2 separate regions of the Homo sapiens genome follow, and region 1 is linked to region 2. A link is a loop called in an ENCODE intact Hi-C map of the cell type or tissue named here. Cell type or tissue: ascending aorta. All regions are shown on one strand. Each heading gives the region's core, and the rest is flanking DNA. Links, peaks and the distances in the headings are about the cores only. Region 1 overlaps CASK (calcium/calmodulin dependent serine protein kinase). Region 2 overlaps CASK (calcium/calmodulin dependent serine protein kinase).

The links. Peaks named below come from ENCODE experiments on the same cell type or tissue, not always from the same donor. Only the 100,000 strongest peaks of a DNase experiment are listed, where the experiment ranks them.
Region 1: it touches region 2 in a loop (2.0-fold over the local background); 2 of 110 quality-filtered maps call a loop at or near these places.

Annotation. Positions count from the first base shown.
Region 1 is chrX:41,692,979-41,698,366 of GRCh38, forward strand. All of the region lies in intron 5 of CASK (calcium/calmodulin dependent serine protein kinase), which reads right to left. It overlaps GPR34 (G protein-coupled receptor 34), which reads left to right. Exons shown (of 3, transcript NM_001097579.2): 3 at 2,577-4,297. The coding sequence starts at 2,656. The coding sequence ends at 3,801. Among named protein-coding and RNA genes, the nearest start is that of GPR34, 6.7 kb to the left of the region's middle. In ascending aorta, for the core only: no CTCF peak of the experiment used is centred there; no DNase peak of the experiment used is centred there; H3K27ac peaks cover 1,374 bases.
Region 2 is chrX:41,591,822-41,597,209 of GRCh38, forward strand. The region is part of intron 12 of CASK (calcium/calmodulin dependent serine protein kinase); the gene reads right to left. Among named protein-coding and RNA genes, the nearest start is that of CASK-AS1, 77 kb to the left of the region's middle. RefSeq lists silencers at 4,887-5,006, 5,047-5,096. In ascending aorta, for the core only: no CTCF peak of the experiment used is centred there; a DNase peak (open chromatin) is centred at 2,917; H3K27ac peaks cover 1,723 bases.

The DNA of each region.
Region 1 (5,388 bases), core at 68-5,067, 100 kb after region 2:
ATAATATTTATTATGCTAAGCATTAGGTACAGAGAGCCGAACAAAATTGACTTGGTTCTTAATCCTAATGGAACTTAAATTCTAACATGAGAGAAGAAAAAAAATCCAAAATAACTACTCACAGGTGAGTTTTTCACGTCATTTCAGCTACTTGAGCTCTCAAAATCACATTACTTCTTGTGCCTCAATTCCCTGAACCTATGAGAGCTCCCTACATAACCACACAATATAGGTGGTTCCTCTACAGACACCCTTTTCCTTTTCCTGGTAATGCAGGTTGCATTATCAGTTTCATTTTTGGTAGCCTGACATTCTTTCTAGATTGCCCTTTCCTTTTAGAATCTTAGATCACAGGTTGGGCATAGTGGCTCACACCTGTAATTCCAGCACTTTGGGAGGCCGAAGTGGGCAGATCACCTGAGGTCAGGAGTTCGAGACCAGCCTGGCCAACGTGGTGAAACCCCATCTCTACTAAAAATACAAAAATTAGCCGGGCATGGTGGCGGGCGCCTGTAATCCCAGCTACTCGGGAGGCTGAGGCAGGAGAATCGCTTGAAGCCAGGGGGCGGAGGTTGCAGTGAGCCGAGATCACGCCATTGCACTCTAGCCTGGGTGACAAGAGCAAAACTCTGTCTCAAAAACAAAACAAAACAAACAAACAAACAAAAACCAGAATCTTAGATCACAAGAAACATGCCTATACCTTTCTATAAACTTTCTGAAATTTGTCTTCCTGCAGTTGAGACACATGACAGACTAGACTCAGTCCTTCCCCGCTCCCTTCCTTTCTCCCTCCACTTTCCTGAATTCTGGAAACAGGCTCTTACCAGGGATTACATAACTTCCTCTTCACCAGCCAGTTCCTCTTCTGTGGAATCAATGCTCCCCAACTTTACAACATTTTAAATCTTAATGTTACCCTCTACCAAAATGCTTTGTTTTTAATCAAATTATGTGTAGAGCTTTAAGAAAGGCTATTTTTCTCTGTGTATAAGATCAAATCAGGGACTTAATTTATGTAATTCAAATCCACTTTGCATGGTAGCAGTCAGGGTTTGAATGTCCACTCCTCCAAAATGTTTACTAATAGGGTCTCTGTCTTATTCACCTTCCTTTCCCACACAGTACTTAGCCAAGTGTGAGATATTTACTAAAATGAGATTAATCAAAAGGTGTTTATTAAAGCTAACTTTTATTAAGCAGTCACTATGTGCCAGGATTAAGTTCTTCTTATGCATTTTTCATTTTCACAAATGAGAAAACTAAGGCATAGAAAAGATTAAGTTATTTGCCCTTGGTCACAAGTTAGTTGGGTCTGATTTTGAGAACCTTGCTCTGGGCATCTTTATGTTAACCCTGCTAAGTGGCTGCTGTAGAGAAATAGGGCAGTCACTCTATGAGAGGAATGTGATGAGACCTCCAGAAATGCTTTCTTTACTTGTTATGACCAGCTCTCAGACTAAGCTCTTTACAGCAGTCAATGGGCCAATAATAAGTAGCTTTGCAAATATTCTCTGCTGCCACAAACAAGTAGAATTCAAACACTATCTCTTCGAAGGTTCTAGCAAGTCTCAAATTATTGAACCCAGGGCACATTTAAGCTTTGGTCAGGTTACTTTCAAAATCTTGGATTGCACATGCTGTTTCCCATCTACGTTATTACTCTATGCTTCTAGGTTAGGAGTGGCTAACTGGCAGCTGCCAGCTAACTTGGTTTTGTTTGGTTACTTTTTTCTCCTGTCCAGTGATACAAGAGTCTGTGTAACCTTGCAGGTGCTGTATTCTCTTAGTCTATTATGTTAATTGCATGCCCTAAGACCCCTACCTTGGTCTTAGGCTGAAAAGAAATTTAGGATCCTCTTCTTTATTCCCACTTATAGAATGAGACCACCACAAGTCACACGCCATGTAGCAATACATGTCAAAATGAATGAATGCCACATATGAGGGAAAAAGTCAAGGCAGGAAGTGGTTCTGAAGCTGGGCAGGGCCAGCAGTGGGCCCAGCTCTCTTATGGCTGTACATACCTTTAGAGAAACTGATGCTCATCTTTGAGAAATATGAGCTGTCATTTCTCTTCACCACCATCTGTATTCCCATAAGAACTTCCCTAAGAGAAGATGATCTCATAAATTGAGTTATTTTAATATAATACATGAAACAGAACTTCAATGTAGGCCATGGCCACAGGAAAGGTTAGAGCATGAAACTCCATGAGATACCACACTATGTGCTGCTTGTTTAATGATACAATAATGTTACTACATACAGTAGGATAAAAGTAAAGTTTCTCGCAATGTCTGAAAATAAATCATTTATTATTTACACTGTCTTTTTTTTTTTTTTTTTTTTAAAGAGATGGGGTCTTGTTCTGTTGCCCAGGCTGGAGTGCAGTGGCTCAATTATAGCTCACTACAGCCTTGAACTCCTGGGTTCAAGCAATCCTTCTGCTGTAGCCTCCCGAGTAGCTAGGACCATAGGCGTGTGCTGGGAAGCCCAGCCTATTATTTACACTTTTAGTTAAAGTAACTGTTATTAAAATAGCAAATGACTCAATGTTTGGCATTCCGTTGTAGGAAAAATCTGAAGACATAAGAACTACACATGAGGAATATGTCATTTAGCACTTTCACTTTTTGATCTCCACAGAAGACAATGAGAAGTCATACCATAACAATGACGACAACTTCAGTCAGCAGCTGGCCTTACTCCTCCCACAGAATGCGCTTTATAACCAATCATAGCGACCAACCGCCACAAAACTTCTCAGCAACACCAAATGTTACTACCTGTCCCATGGATGAAAAATTGCTATCTACTGTGTTAACCACATCCTACTCTGTTATTTTCATCGTGGGACTGGTTGGGAACATAATCGCCCTCTATGTATTTCTGGGTATTCACCGTAAAAGAAATTCCATTCAAATTTATCTACTTAACGTAGCCATTGCAGACCTCCTACTCATCTTCTGCCTCCCTTTCCGAATAATGTATCATATTAACCAAAACAAGTGGACACTAGGTGTGATTCTGTGCAAGGTTGTGGGAACACTGTTTTATATGAACATGTACATTAGCATTATTTTGCTTGGATTCATCAGTTTGGATCGCTATATAAAAATTAATCGGTCTATACAGCAACGGAAGGCAATAACAACCAAACAAAGTATTTATGTCTGTTGTATAGTATGGATGCTTGCTCTTGGTGGATTCCTAACTATGATTATTTTAACACTTAAGAAAGGAGGGCATAATTCCACAATGTGTTTCCATTACAGAGATAAGCATAACGCAAAAGGAGAAGCCATTTTTAACTTCATTCTTGTGGTAATGTTCTGGCTAATTTTCTTACTAATAATCCTTTCATATATTAAGATTGGGAAGAATCTATTGAGGATTTCTAAAAGGAGGTCAAAATTTCCTAATTCTGGTAAATATGCCACTACAGCTCGTAACTCCTTTATTGTACTTATCATTTTTACTATATGTTTTGTTCCCTATCATGCCTTTCGATTCATCTACATTTCTTCACAGCTAAATGTATCATCTTGCTACTGGAAAGAAATTGTTCACAAAACCAATGAGATCATGCTGGTTCTCTCATCTTTCAATAGTTGCTTAGATCCAGTCATGTATTTCCTGATGTCCAGTAACATTCGCAAAATAATGTGCCAACTTCTTTTTAGACGATTTCAAGGTGAACCAAGTAGGAGTGAAAGCACTTCAGAATTTAAACCAGGATACTCCCTGCATGATACATCTGTGGCAGTGAAAATACAGTCTAGTTCTAAAAGTACTTGAGGTAAACATACTAAAATGAATTATATAATGCAGCCTCTTAATTCTTTGAAGAACTAAAAAATTAGGAAACAAAGTTCTAGCATTTACAAAACTCAGATCTCAAAGCTCTGCTTGTATTTGTGATATTTCATTTGCTTAACTGTAAACCATTTCAAGGTACTAACTTTTAAATCTGTATGTAAAATCTTTTCAAAATACATTTTTAAGCTAATACTCTTAACATAGATTATGAAGTTAAGTGAAATTTATGGCTCTAACAGCAAAATAATTAAAGTGCCATAGTTTCTCAAGTGACTAAAGTAGTTATTAAAATCAAGCACTTGATACTAATTTGAAGTGTGTTTAAAAGTAAATGATTTGGGAACTGACAATGTGTCAGAAAATATATGTTCATTTATCATTTTAAAATCTTGTATAATTTGCCACTGTATTCATTTATGCCTAAATCTCTATAACAGATGAAAAGATAATTAATAAAATCCTAATTAAAAAATGAGATCACCCACTATCTATCACTGCTTAGATAAAAAGGGAAAGAATTTAAATACTGTATAGTAAAAATTAACAGATAAGCTAACGATTCAATAGCCTAGCAATAGGTCTTAAAACCACACCTTACTTAAAACAGGTTTATAAACAATAGGGTCATTTCAGCCACAGTTTGATAAAGTAACATTGAACATGCATATTCTGTGATCCAGCAAGTCATCTACAAGGTATACATCTTACAGAATCATTCAAATACGTACACAAGAAACATGTAATGATGCTCAGTGAACTAACATTCATAATACGAAACAACTGGAAATAAGGACATAACAGCAAAGGCATGGAGAAGTGAACTGGTTTACTCACGAAATGGAATATCATGTAGCGATGCAATGAAATGAACTACACTCACATGCATCAACATGGGTATATCTCAAATATAATGTTGAGTAAAAAAAACCCCACAAAATTGCAAAAGGGTATGTACTGCATGAAATCATTTATGTAAAATATAAAAACATAAAACAATACCACATTCTTTTTTTTTTTTGAGACAGAGTTTCACTCTTATTGCCCAGGCTGGAGTGCAGTGGCCTGATCTTGGCTCACTGCAACCTCCACCTCCCACGTTCAAGTGATTCTCCTGTCTCAGCCTCCCGAGTAGCTGGGATTACAGGCGCATGCCACCACGCCCGGCTACTTTTTGGATTTTTAGTAGAGACGGGGTTTCATATGTTGGCCAGGCTGGTCTCGAACTCCTGACCTCAGGGTGATCCACCTGCCTCAGCCTCCCAAAGTGCTGGGATTACAGGCATGAGCCACCGCGCCTGGTAGAAAACAATACCACATTCTTATGGATCAATACATATAAAATAAAGATACAAAACATGTATGATAATATATACAAGATACATACCAACTTAATGGTTATATCTGGAGAAATTTGAAGCAAATATGGCAAAATGTTAATGTCTTAAATCTAGGTAGTAGGCACGTGATTATATTATTTTTGGTAAACTCCTGGGTATTTGAAATACTTTACAACAATAAAAACCTGCAAATTAGAATTAAAAGGAGCAAACTCTGCAATTTTCATGT
Region 2 (5,388 bases), core at 218-5,217:
CATGTTAAGTGTTCCTATCACAATTAAAAAAATACATAACACTTTAAAAACACATTTAGTCACCCCCTGACGTGTCATAATATTATCAAGCAAAGTTTAAATAATCTAAGTGAATACATAAAAATATTTTTATAAAATCTCAAACCCGGCTGGGTGCAGTGGCTCACACCTGTAATTCCAGCACTTTGGGACGCTGAGGCAGGCAGATTGCTTGAGCCCAGGAGTTGGAGAACAGCCTGGGCAGCATGGCAAAACCCTGTCTCTGCAAAAGAAATACAAAAATTAGCCAGGCATGGTGGCATATGCCTGTATTCCCAGCTACTCAGAAGGTCAAGGCTGCAGTGAGCTATGATCGCATCACTGCACTCTAGCCTGGGTGACAGAGCAAGACTTTGTCTCGAAAAAAAAAAAAAAAAAATCTCAAACCTGTTTGAGAAAAAAAGCAAATTTAATTTGAGGCTTTACAAGTTGATAGCACCATCACTTTATAATGTCTAATTCCATGATAAACTGTAAGTTTTGCCTTTTTCTTGATCAAGGACTATTATTTCCAACATTTTCAACTATGATTATGGTTCGTTTCTATTTAAACATTTAATAAATGCACATCAATTTTTCTCACAAAGAAAAAATAATCCCACAACTCCCCAAATTGGAGATAATTTTTGACCTGGTCTTACTATGTCATATACAGTTCCTTAGGTCTTATATCTGTAATTTCTTAAGAACGTGTGGCCGAATCAGATGTAGTACTTATGGAACATAGATTCCTGGACCCCCCTCCAGACCTACAACATCAGAATTTAAGAAGGAGGTCCAGAAATCTGTGCTTTAATAAACTCCTTAGGTATTTGAAAATCTTATGTCCAGTGCTAACTTTTGAGAGTACTAATAGTACTACTACTAATAGCAACAATATTACTTTTATTGAGCACTTACTAGATGATAGTTACTAGTCTAAGCTCTTAACATATACTCATTCACTTAACCTCAAACAATCCTACGCAGTTGGTTACCCCTACTATTCTCACTTTAAGATGAGAAAAATGAGGCACAGAGTGGTCAAGTGAGAACCGCTGTTCTATCCATACAACTTCATAGGTGGCACACAAGTGCCTGGAATCTCTTTTGAGGCACTGCTCCAAGGAAAATACTCAGACCAAATTTTTTTCCACGCCTTTGGTCTGGTCTGATCCAGTTCAATCACTTAAATTAAATTCAACTCACCTAAAGTTCAGTGGAAGTAGTGGCAGGATGAGGGGGAGGTGGGATGCTTAATATGAAAGGCAGATACAATGGGAAGGAATTAAAAGGTGGGGCTTCTACCTGAGGTGGGGGCATTGGGCTCTGCTTCTTCTAAAAACTGCAGCTCTCAAGTCCTAGAAACTGCACCTCTCAAGGCAGCCACAGGATAGAGAGGATGGTGTCCATGTGGCAAAGAATACACTGTGAATCTCGGCTGCTGGCTCATCAACCAAAAGGGCAAGTAAGAACTGAAGCAGGAGGGAGTGAGGAATGGGCTCATTTTGTCACTGTCAGAGAGAAGTGACCCTTTGTTGGTTCATCCACATACCCATCCACTCAATATTTATTGAAGTCTTACTAGGTACTAAAATGTGGGGTTCTATGTACTAGGGATACAGAGATGAAAAAGATGAGTTTCTGTCTTCAAAGAGCTCACAAATTCCAAAAATCTGTATAACCAAAGGCCCAGAAATGTATGAAGGATTCAACCCTTTGGAGACCAGAGAGTAAGTAGTTTGGTCCCCAGCAATAACAACTGGCAATGATCTCAGTGGGCAACCCGAAGTTGGAAAGTATCTTGATGTATATGCATAATATGTCAACCTTCATTTCCCCCACCAATTTCTACATTTTTGTCTTAGAGACTCAAAATACTTTAGTGATATCCATAGCATATACAAAGCATTTGAGAAATATGGCAAAGCAGGTAAATAAAAAGTCATCAATGGAAAAAAGTTCGAATGCGATGTAACATTGAAGTGTTTAAAAACAGTAGTTAGAAACATAGTGCTTTTGGATTTCTCATTCTCATGGGTCATCTGCATATTATATGCTGCCTGCAAAGATATGCAGGACTCAAATTTCAAATCTAGGTAGAGTTTTGTCAAGGTCTGGGGCAAATGAAAGGTAGCTGGGTTTTGAGAACAAAGGAAGACTGCAGCTTGTCTTTCTTACCCTTTACCCACCCCCCATTCTATCATATATAAAGAATATATAAAATGTTACTTGGGACCTTACCAGTAGTCTTGGACTTTCAGCTAAAGCCCAAAGCTAAGGCCAAGAGGAAGTAAATGGCACTGAACCTGCTATAAAGCTGCTAGACCACTTCTCCTGGGCTTGCTGAAAGGCAGTCAAAATGGCCCTTCCATATTCACCCCAGGACCCCTCATTCTGCCTATAGAGGCAGAAGTCTGGGATTTGTAGGAGTCACAGGACTAAGAAGAGCAAGTATTTGATTATTCCCTTCTCCTTCTTGTTCGGGAGGAAAGGAGAGGGGATTGCACCCTCCCTCATACAAAGTGAAGGATGGTAGATGCCCCAAAAGAACCACGCATTAGACACTGGAGGTGCCAGCCAGAAGAGCTCACTATCTCATTCTCTGGAGGGATGCTTGCTGAATTGTAGCAACTTATAGGCCCACCTTGGTACACTAGAAAGGATCTCTGTGTGAGAGAGAGTCCTTGGGGCAGCTTGACATGTAGCATTTGGGGTCCTAAGCAAAAAGAGACTGGTGCCTGCCTCTTTCATGACTGGAGGCCGCCTGGGGCAGGCCATGCTTGTAGTGTATGTTGAGTTAAGCATGTGTGTGTTTCCCATGAGTCAAGGAGACACTGCAGAAGGTAGCCTGGCTGGAGCCATCTGGATACAGCCCTGCCCAGGAGGACAAGAGGACTCAGAAGTAAAAAGCTATGTGGTAACCCCTGGGGGCAGGGGACGAGAACGTTTCTGAGACCAGGTGCTGAGTATACTGACGATGCAGAAACCACACGTCTGCAACTCAGGACAGAGCCAACACTGGGGTGTCTGCCACACCAAGGGCATCAACAGCCAAGAGGGAACTGAATGTCTGAGGTACATTATAGAACATGCTGTTTAAGTGGTTCTTTTTCTTTCCCACGACCAGACTCGGGTTCTCTGACATTAGGTAATAGCCCCTAGCGTGAGGCTGAGTACATAGTAGTGTTTAAGAAATGCTTCCTCTAGAAAAAATAAGTATTATATTTGGACTAGTACATAGAAATTGTAAATAGATTTAAAAAAAATTCAGAGTAACATAAAATAAACACACCAGGAATATTTATTTCAGCTTGTTTCTTTAGGAACCAGATATTATTTCTCTTCGATCCTGCATGTGCAGTTAAAAACTTTCCCTCAAAATTAAGAAATGTGTTTTGACTATATTTAATTCTTTCTTTTGTATCTTTTAAGTCTGACTTACTTTATACAACTTTCAAGGTAAAAGAGACCTTAGGGCTGGGTGTGGTGGTTCATGCCTGTAATCCCAGCACTTGGGGAGGCCATACGAGGTAGGAAGATCACTTAAGCCCAGGAATTCAAGACCAACCTCGGCAAGATAGTGAGACTCTGTCTCTACAAAAAAATAAAAAAATTTGCTGGGTGTGGTGGTGATTGCCTGTAGTCCCAGCTACTCAAGATGGGGAGGTAGGAGGGTTCCCTGAGCCCAGGATGAGTGAGCTGTGATTGTGCCACTGCACTCCAGCCTGGGTGACAGAATGAGACTCTGTTTGGGGTACCAAAAAAATAAAAATAAAAAAAAGAGGAGATCTTAGATGTCAACATGATTCAACTCCTCCATTTTAAAAAGTCAAAAGCTGAGTTCCAGTCAGGTGAACTGTCATGGTCAGGGTCATACAGCCAGAGTAGCAGGGACCTGACCCTGCCCTGCTGATATGCTGTCCTTTCTCTCATCCAGATCTCCTCAGCTTGTTACTAGAATTCAGTAATACACAATGCCTTGTGCCAGGGAGATATCTTTGGCAAATACTTGGGAAAAAAGCTGTAAAAAATTCTATTTATAGGCTGCAGGGAAAAATACACTCAATATGATTTGAAAACTATTAGCTACTCAATTACAAGCCTTGCCATGTTAAAGAATGTCAGGATTCTCACCTGAGGTGAGGAGTTCGAGACTAGCCTGGCCAACATGATGAAACCCCATCTCTACTAAAAATACAAAAATGAGCTGGGTGTGGTGGTGCATGCCTGTAGTCCCAGCTACTAAGGTAGCTGAGGCAGGAGGATCGCTTGAACCCGAGAGGTGGAGGTTAAGGTGAGCCGAGATCACACCACTGCACTCCAGCCTGGGCAACAGAGTGAGACTCTGTCTCAAAAAAAAAAAAAAAAAGAATATCAGGATCCTAATCCTATCCTGGCAAGATAGGAAATATTTTAGGCTTTGCAGGCCATATGATCTCTGTCACAGCCACTAAACCCTGTTGTGTTGTATGAGGGCGGCTGTTAATAATCCATAAATGAATGAGCATGGCTGTGTTCCAATAAAACTTTATTTACAAAAACAGGTGGCCAGCTGGATTTGGCCTGAGGGCCATAGTTTGTGAATCCCTGCTCTAGAAGCTTAAATTCAAGTTATATTGGAATGACAAAATGTATTTCCTTTTGCTATTTGCTTTCCTGAAATTTGAAGGTATCAGGTGTATTTGTAAAGCTGAGGTGTGAAGGGGGAGGAAGAGAGAAGGAAGAATGTTAATAAATTATCCCTAGAGGGAAAACAAGAATGAATCTGTTACTGTTTACTCTCTTTTTCTAATGAAATTATCATTACCCAAATTCAGCACTTTTTATTAAAAAAAACAAAAAACAAAAAACATGTACACACAACACCAGGGCAAAACAAGGAAATGTGAACAGCTGCAAGGGAAACAGACTGTCTCATATTGTCTCACAGATAGGCCTGCTCTCTGCAAATCTCTGGTACTGAGTCAGATATGACCACACATACCTACACCGACACGCTTCATTCATCTTTCTGTCTTAGGAAGTGTCGCCACAGTTCCATAAAGAGAACACATTCTACATTTGACATGGGTTTTCAAATGAAGCAGAATAAACTTGGTAGTGATATTAAATTCAAATCTCCTGAGATTGTACTTTCAAACATAAAGATGATAAAATCAGTTAATATGTCACCTTTTATTTACATTCAAAGCACTAAATCAAGTTTCATTTTTTATCATACTCATTATATCACATTATCTTCTGATTTCTTAGTTATCAAATAGAAACCTGTGTTTTGCTCATAGTTTATGTGCAGTATTTATCAAGATCAACATTTAAAATGGAATGCATGGTAAGAAGCTATAAAATAATTATCACTGAGTTGTA